Regions from separate parts of the Homo sapiens genome. Here region 1 is linked to region 2. A link is an interaction called in ENCODE POLR2A ChIA-PET data of the cell type or tissue named here. Cell type or tissue: PC-9. All regions are shown on one strand. Region 1 has its middle 6.3 kb from the start of PHF19. Region 2 overlaps C5 (complement C5).

Region 1 (4,000 bases), 150 kb after region 2:
AGGCGCACATCACCATGCCCAGCTCATTTTTGTACTTTTAGTAGAGACGAGGTTTCACCATGTTGGCCAGGCTGGTCTCAAACTTTTGACCTCATGATCTGCCCGCCTCGGCCTCCCAAAGTGCTAGGATTACAGGCGTGAACCACTGCGCCGAACCTCTCCTGCTTTCTAGATATCCGTTTCCCCATCTGAAAATGAGAAGTTGGAAAACTTGACTTGGAAGGTTCCCTCCATTAAGACACAGGGTCTCACTCTGTTGCTCAGACTGGAGTGCAGTGATGTAATCATAGCTTACTGCATCCTCGAACTTCTGGGTTCAAGCAATCCTCCTACTTCAGCCTCCTGAGTAGTTGGCGCTGCAGGTGCATGTCACCACCCCAGCTAATTTATTTTTATTTTTAGAGATGTGGTCTTGCTATGTTGCCCAGGCTGGTCTTGAACTCCTGGCCTCAAATGATTCTCCCACCTCAACCTCCTAAGTAGTTGGGATTTACATGAGTGGCTGGTATTGGCTTTTTTTAATTTTTATTTTTATTTTTTTAGACAGAGTCTCGCTCCTAGGCCAGAGTGCAGTGGTGCTATCTGAACTCACTGCAACTTCTGCCTCCAGGGTTGAAGTGATTCTCATGCCTCGGCCTCTGGAGTAGCTGGGATCATAGGCGTGTACCACCACATCCAGCTAATTTTTTTTTTTTTTTTTGTATTTTTTGGTAGAGATCTGGTTTCACCATGTTGGCCAGGCTGGTCTCAAACTCCTGGCCTCTGGTGATCCGCCCACCTCAGCCTCCCAAAGTGCTGGCATTACAGGTGTGAGCCACCGTGCCCAGACTGGCATTAGCTTTTGAATACACCATATCACCTGGGTTCAAACCTCAGTTCCACCAATACTAGTTGAATCATACAAATGACCCTGTTGTATCCACTATCTTCTTATTTGCTCTCCTCTGGCTATATCTTGGGCAGTTGGTTATATCTTGTCTCCTTCATGAAATGCCCAGCAAGAGCCTTGGCTCCCGGGGAGCAGCTCTCATCTCATACATTTCCTCTTTCTCCTACACACCCAGCTTGGGGCCAGGAGCTCATCCACCTCACGCGGATCGACTCATGGATTGCTTGATTCCAGAAAGGATGCCTTGTAAATACTGGAGTTCATTAATAAAATGACACCTCTGTATTTTAACGTGGGGAAAACTTTAAAGGTATCTTTAATTAACTATATCTGAGTCAGTCTTTTATGATCACACTGTTTTAATCATATCAATCAAAATCTCTAATTGAATGTAGTATGTAGACCTAATTGATAAAAAACAAGAAGACAAAATATCTCGCAAATAGTCAATGCAGCTTTTGGTGGGTCAAATCTTTATATAACAACCTTTATAAAGAATGACTGGGAGCAACTCATTTGTTCTAGACTTCATATATTGACCAGTGAGTCCATCTGAAGCCCTGATTAGAGAAGTGACCCATCCTAGGTTACCGAGTGAGGGAGAAACAAAGCTTAGACTGAGTTCATAGAATCAAATAATTTTGCCATCAGAGGCAACTTAGAGGTCATTGTGGTCTGACCCTCCTTGTCCTGATCACTCCTTGTCTCGACACCCTCCCACAATTATCTATCAATCTGTCTGTCCCCCTAGCCCCACCCCCTAGCTCTGGACCAGGAGCTTCTATTTTTTTTTTTTTTTTTTTTGGAGACAGTGTCTTGTTCTGTCACCCAGGCTGCTGGAGTGCACGGTGTGATCTCAGCTCACTGCAACCTCTGCCTCCAGGCTCAAGTGATCCTCCCACCTCAGGCTCCCAAGTAGCTAGGACCACAGGTGCATGCCACCATGCCCAGCTAATTCTTTGTATTTTTGGTAGAGATGGGATTTCACCAAGTTGCCCAGGCTGGGCTCGAACTCCGGAGCTCAGGCAATTCACCCACCTCAGCCTCCCAAAGTGCTGGGATTTCAGGCATGAGCCACCGTGCCCGGCTGGACCGGGAGCTTCCTGAGATCAAAGGCTGCATCTTATTCATCTTCATGCCACGCCTGTCATTCCTAGCATGGTGCCTGCCTACAGCATGGTTCGCTACACATGTGCACTATGTTGAAAGGGTGAACAAACCACCACTTTATCTTTAACAGATGGGGAGACTAAAATTTAGACAAGGGAAGGGATCCTTGGTTCCACAGCAAGCTGGCAAGGCAGGGAAATAGGATCTCCAGTGTCTGGTGAAGGCTCCCCTTTCTTTTCTACACCCCCTGGGTTCACAGAGAAGGCAGGCAGACTTCTCTCATTTCCCCACAAAAGCCACAGGTAAAGGTGTTTATAGTTTGGCAGCTAACCAAGGCCACAGGCATGCCAACAGGTCACAGTCTGACCCTGGCAACCATTTTTTTTAAAACTGGTGTTAATAACCGTGCTTTCTACTGTAATCTGAAAACTCTCTACACCTCCATGCTGAGGACATGATAAACCAACCCCGAAATTCAGGCCATAAAACATGGGCTCGTCTAACTGGTCACCTGCATAATAATTACTTCCAAAAATTATGTAATAATAATTATTCATATTTGTGAAAAGCCTCTTGTGTGTAGAGCAGTTTCTTTCTTTTTTTTTTTTTTTTTGAGATGGAGTTTTGCTCTTGTCACCCAGGCTGGAGTGCAATGGCACAATATCGGCTCACTGCAACCTACGCCTTCTGGGCTCAAGAGATTCTCCTGCCTCAGCCTCCCAAGTAGCTGGGATTACAGGTGGCCGCCACCATGCACGACTAATTTTTGTATTTTTAGTAAAGATGGGGTTTCATCATGTTGGCCAGGCTGGTCTTGAACTCCGGACCTCAGGTGATCCGCCCACCTCAGCCTCTCAAAGTGCTGGGATTACAGGCATGAGCCACTGTGCCTGGCTGTAGAGCACTTTCATATAGGCTAACTTGTTTGGTATTCAAATAAGTATTTCTGAAAGAAAATGATGTTCTCTCAAAATAATGACTGTATATTTTAAGTAAGTGAATTTGTCATACGTGAAGTATATTTCGATAAATCTGATTTTAAAAGTAACAGTGAAAATCACAAGTTACTTTTATTTTCTTCCTCGTGCTTTTTGACATTTTCCAAATTGTCCTTAATTGAAAGAAAACATAGAATAGCACAGCAGAAGGAAGAGGATGGATCACTGGGAGGCAGGGAACCTTCTCTCAGGGCTCTCTGGCCCTTTGGTGGTCTCCCTGGACAGAGAGGTACTGAGACACTGCTGAGCAGAGGGGACAAGCCCTGACTCTCTATTGTGTGTGACACTGAGTTTATCACTACGCCTTTCCAAACCTCCATTTCATCCCCTGCAAAATGGACCTGATGCCTGCCACACCTGGCTCACCACGCTGTGACAAGCCTTAAAAGAGAAGGGTGGGCCAGGTGCAGTGGCACGCACCTGTAATCCCAACACTTTGGAAGGCCAAGGCTGGTGGATCATGAAGTCAGGAGTTCAAGACCAGCCTGACCAACATGGTGAAACCCAATCTCTACTAAAAATACAAAAATTAGCCAGGCGTGATAGCGTGCACCTGGAACCCCGGCTACCCAGGAGGCTGAGGCAGGAGAATTGCTTGAACCTGGGAGGCAGAGTTTGCAGTGAGCCGAGATCGTGCCACTGCACTCTGGCCTAGGCAACAGAGCAAGACTTCATCTCAAATAAACAAACAAACAAATAAGAAGGGTGATCAGTCCCATGCATGAGGGGACACTGTGCACTGTAACCACCCTGGACACCTAACAAGCAATGCTATCATCAAAACCTCCTCTGCTGCAATCTCCTCATAGCTTCCTGCCCCTCCCACCTTTAAAATCACCAAATATCTCAAACATGGAAAAGTTTTAGACTTGAGAAGGAGAAGGATCAGAGAGAACAACTATGGATCAACCACCCAGCTCTGTTACATCTTGACACTTGGTCATACTTGCCTCAGATTTTAATTTTTTTTTCTAAGAAATAAAACATACAGATAGAATTAAAC
Region 2 (4,000 bases):
TGGCCATGAAATGATTTGAGCATCAGCAACACCCTAGAGAAATTAAGTTTGTCATTGGAAAGAATTAGATCACTGTGTCTCAAACAGCTGTGAGTTAAAAGCGAAACAGATGCTTTTGTTTAAAAAGTAGGGATCTATTAACTGACAGAAAGAAATGGAAGAGAACTAACAGTTATTGAGCCCCTGCCATTGCTCTTTTAACAATGAGCGAACAAGTGTAGGATCTGGCTCAATAAATAGAACAAAACCATATAATCCAAAGCTGCCTTTTGCAATAAGAGCTAATTTGGAGCCTTGTGGGTTTTCATAAGTGGAAGAGTGTATGTCTGAATCAAGCTCCCAATTTTCCATTAAGATCTTCAACTCTGAGACAATATATTATGCTCCTCTATAACCATATGGTGATGTCACTATTTTGCTACTATGAAATTCTTAATAAATAATGGCCTAATTACAGATGTAATTAATTTCATACTGTGAATGTTTTCTCAAAACATTGTAGGTAAATGTATTTTAAGAAAGTGAACTGTACTTTAAATCCACTAAGAGAAATAGTTCTTTAAAGGAATCCCTGAGGATTCTCTTAAATAAGAGAATCTTTAGTAATGTATATGTCTGCAAACTAATTTTTGTTTTTTTCAAATATGGACTTTTGTGTATTGAGTTTTTTAAAGTAAGATTCATCTCTTTTAAGGATGGTTGTTTTAAAAAATCAAAATATCCTTGTTTTTAGCAGAGTTTTTGATTATATCAATTATTCTTACAGTAAAAGTTAGAGTTTATTCGTTGAATGACGACTTGAAGCCAGCCAAAAGAGAAACTGTCTTAACTTTCATAGTAAGTATTTTATTTATTTAAATAATACTTTAATTCATTTTTCAGGACAAGAATCTCATTTCATAACCCTGTCCTCACACTACACTAAATCATTCAATGTTCCATAAATGGTTATTGAACATCTGCAATGAGTATAGAATCATAGATCTATACCTCTGTAATACACGTATGTGAAAGGCTCATACAAATTAAATTTCAATAACTTGAAGGATTTTGAGCTAAACCATTTAAGTACAATCTTGCTGATTTATTTTTTAAAGAACACCCACTGGCCGGGCGTGGTGGCTCACACCTGTAATCCCAGCACTTTGGGAGGCCGAGGCAGGTGGATCACGAGGTCAGGAGATCGAGACTAACCTGGCCAACATAGTGAAACCTCATCTCTACTAAAATACAAAAAATTAGCTGGTGCAGTGGCAGGCGCCTGTAGTCCCAGCTACTCGGGAGGCTGAGGTGGGGGAATTGCTTGAACCCGGGAGGCAGAGCTTGCAGTGAGCCGAGATTGTGCCACTGCACTCCAGCCTGGTGACAGTGTGAGACTCCATCTCAAAAAAGAAAATCTAAAAAAAAAAAAAAAACCAAAAAACAAAAAACCACCCACCAATCACTAAGAATTGACTGAATACCCATTTAACTATAAGATATACATAATGGATATATCTATTATGTATTTATTATGTGCAAAAGAACTATATTTAATGGTACTTACTCTTAAGGAACTTAGAGTTTAATAACTATTATACTAACACAAAAAATCTTGCTAAATCATGAGTTAAAGATTGGCAGTAATTCACCATTTATCAGACATGACATATGTAACAGACGCTGTGCATTGAACTCCCATGATCTCATCTAATTTGTGTCACATACCCCAAACACTTTTGTGAGGAAATAAAATAATACAACTAGTTATAACTGCTCAGTTATTAACAGTAGGTATACTACTAATGGTCCTTCAATATAGGCTGCAGCACTTTTGCTGCTACTCAAAAAAAAAACCAAAAAATAAAAATAAAAACTTATCAGAATGCAGGTGCAAAAGCATAGATACTACAGAACAAAACCATACTAAAATATAAAACAAATAAATTATACAGTAGGACAAATACCATGAGCTCAGAGGGAAGACCAATGAGAGGTGAGAGTGGGGGTGATACACATCCTTCTCTGGAACGGAGTAGTTAAAGGGAACCCTGAGTTGGGTGTTAATGAAAGGAATTGACATAAATTATTTAAAAATAGTGAAGACCATCCATGTAAGAAACAGTGTGAGTTAAGCTATGGGGGCAAGAAGAAATAAAAAAAAATGAAGCTAGTAAATAAACTGATTGACTGATAGAATGTCTGAAAGAGAACTAAGGAGAGCAATGTCAGCTCAAATGCCCTTTTTCTATCAGGGAATGATAGGGGTGTGGATGTATGCTCTTTATCCAACGTCTTCATGGTTGAACTTAAGTGATGCAGAATCATGGCATAACCTGCAGAAAAATGAATGTCAGTCATCTCTTGTAAGAGCTGCCCCAGGAAGAAAAGATTGAGAAAGCTGATCCCAGAGCCTTAAGGAGTTAATATAGAGGAAGTATCCTCAAAATAGTACCTGAGAAAGATGATCTTAGAAGAATTGTGCACAATGGATAGTGCGATGAAGAAGAGCCATAAAAATACTCAGCTACAAGTATAATTCTTGTTCAAAATAGGCTTCTGTAAGTTTTACAATTAATTACGAAATAAAACCTCTAAAATCCAACTGTGAATTTCAGTCATGGTAAATGGTGCTAAGATTTTTTGCTTTGGGTTTTTTGTTGGTTTGTTTGTTTTTGTTTGTATGTTTTTGACAGGGTCTTGCTCTGTCACCAAGGCTGGAGTGCAGTGGTGTGATCATAGCTCACTGTAGCCTCAAACTCCTGGGCTCAAGCCATCCTCCCACCTCAGCTTCCTGAGTAGCTAGGACTACAGGCACCCATCACCACACCCTGCTAACTCTTTAAACATTTTTTTGTAGGCTGGTCAGTGACTCATGCCTGTAATTGTAATCCCAGCACTTTGGGAGGCTAAAATGGGAGGATTGCTTGAGCTCAGGAGATTGAGACCAGCCTGGGCAACCTGGAGAGACCTCATCTCTACTAAAAATTAAAAAAAAAAAAATAGCTGGGCATGGTGGCATGTGCCTGTGGTCCTGGCTACTTGGGAGGCTGAGGTGGGAGGATTGCTTGAGCCTGTGAGTTCAAAGCTGCAGTGAGCTATGATCACACCACTGCACTCCAGCCTGGATCACAGAGCAAGATCCCTGTCTCAAAAAAGTTTTTTGTACAGATAGGGGCCTCACTTATGTTGCCTGCTATGTTTATGTGTTGAGTTAAGGCTGAATTGGACCCCCATGTGTAGTCCAAAGAAAGTCAAAACCTCATTTCAATTATTTGCTAACCCAAACACAAAATTAAGTTTATGGGGAAGCTTTACGAGAACTGTCAAGTTTGTTTAACCATTTGAGAGTTTTACCAAGCTGAAAAATGCCCATACTATACATTTATAAAACATCTGGCTAAAAAATATAATTCATAGAATATTTGCTTTTGAAAGCTTTAAATGAACATATATAAAAATTAGATTCTGGTGTTTATAAAGCCAACAAAATTCACATTTAGTTTATCAAAAACATCATTGTTTGTTTGTTTGTTTGTTTGTTGTTGTTTTTACGTGTTGTTACACTTCATCTTTTAGATGTACAACGAGAGTTGAGTCTCTTCAAGATAATGAGGAGAGATGGGGAAGATTGGAAAAAGAAGAAGGGAAATGGCTGAAATGAACCATATTTCCCTTCTATAACATTTAACAGATCTTCATCCTTCATATTTAATTTGAAGACATGGGTATTTGTCTTCAAATATTTGATCTATAAATATTTTGTACATCAAAGATTGTATAATCAGTTAAATTTTTTAAAATGTAGTTTCTGGCCTTTGAGGGTGTTTGTTTTTATTTACAGGATCCTGAAGGATCAGAAGTTGACATGGTAGAAGAAATTGATCATATTGGAATTATCTCTTTTCCTGACTTCAAGATTCCGTCTAATCCTAGGTATGTAAAAATAGTTGTTAATAAAACCACATACGGAACTTTTGGTGAAGAAGCAGGTAACCAGTTAAAGGGGGCCACCTAATGT

The links. Peaks named below come from ENCODE experiments on the same cell type or tissue, not always from the same donor. Only the 100,000 strongest peaks of a DNase experiment are listed, where the experiment ranks them.
Region 1: POLR2A ChIA-PET joins it to region 2 with 9 read pairs; 2 of 35 experiments call an interaction of 5 or more read pairs at or near these places.

Annotation. Positions count from the first base shown.
Region 1 is chr9:120,881,455-120,885,454 of GRCh38, reverse strand. It overlaps a transcript of PHF19 not described here. Among named protein-coding and RNA genes, the nearest start is that of PHF19, 6.3 kb to the right of the region's middle. In PC-9, no CTCF peak of the experiment used is centred here; DNase peaks (open chromatin) are centred at 2,054 and 2,314.
Region 2 is chr9:121,034,718-121,038,717 of GRCh38, reverse strand. C5 (complement C5) reads left to right here. Exons shown (of 41, transcript NM_001735.3): 4 at 767-837; 5 at 3,824-3,915. Among named protein-coding and RNA genes, the nearest start is that of C5, 14 kb to the left of the region's middle. In PC-9, no CTCF peak of the experiment used is centred here; no DNase peak of the experiment used is centred here.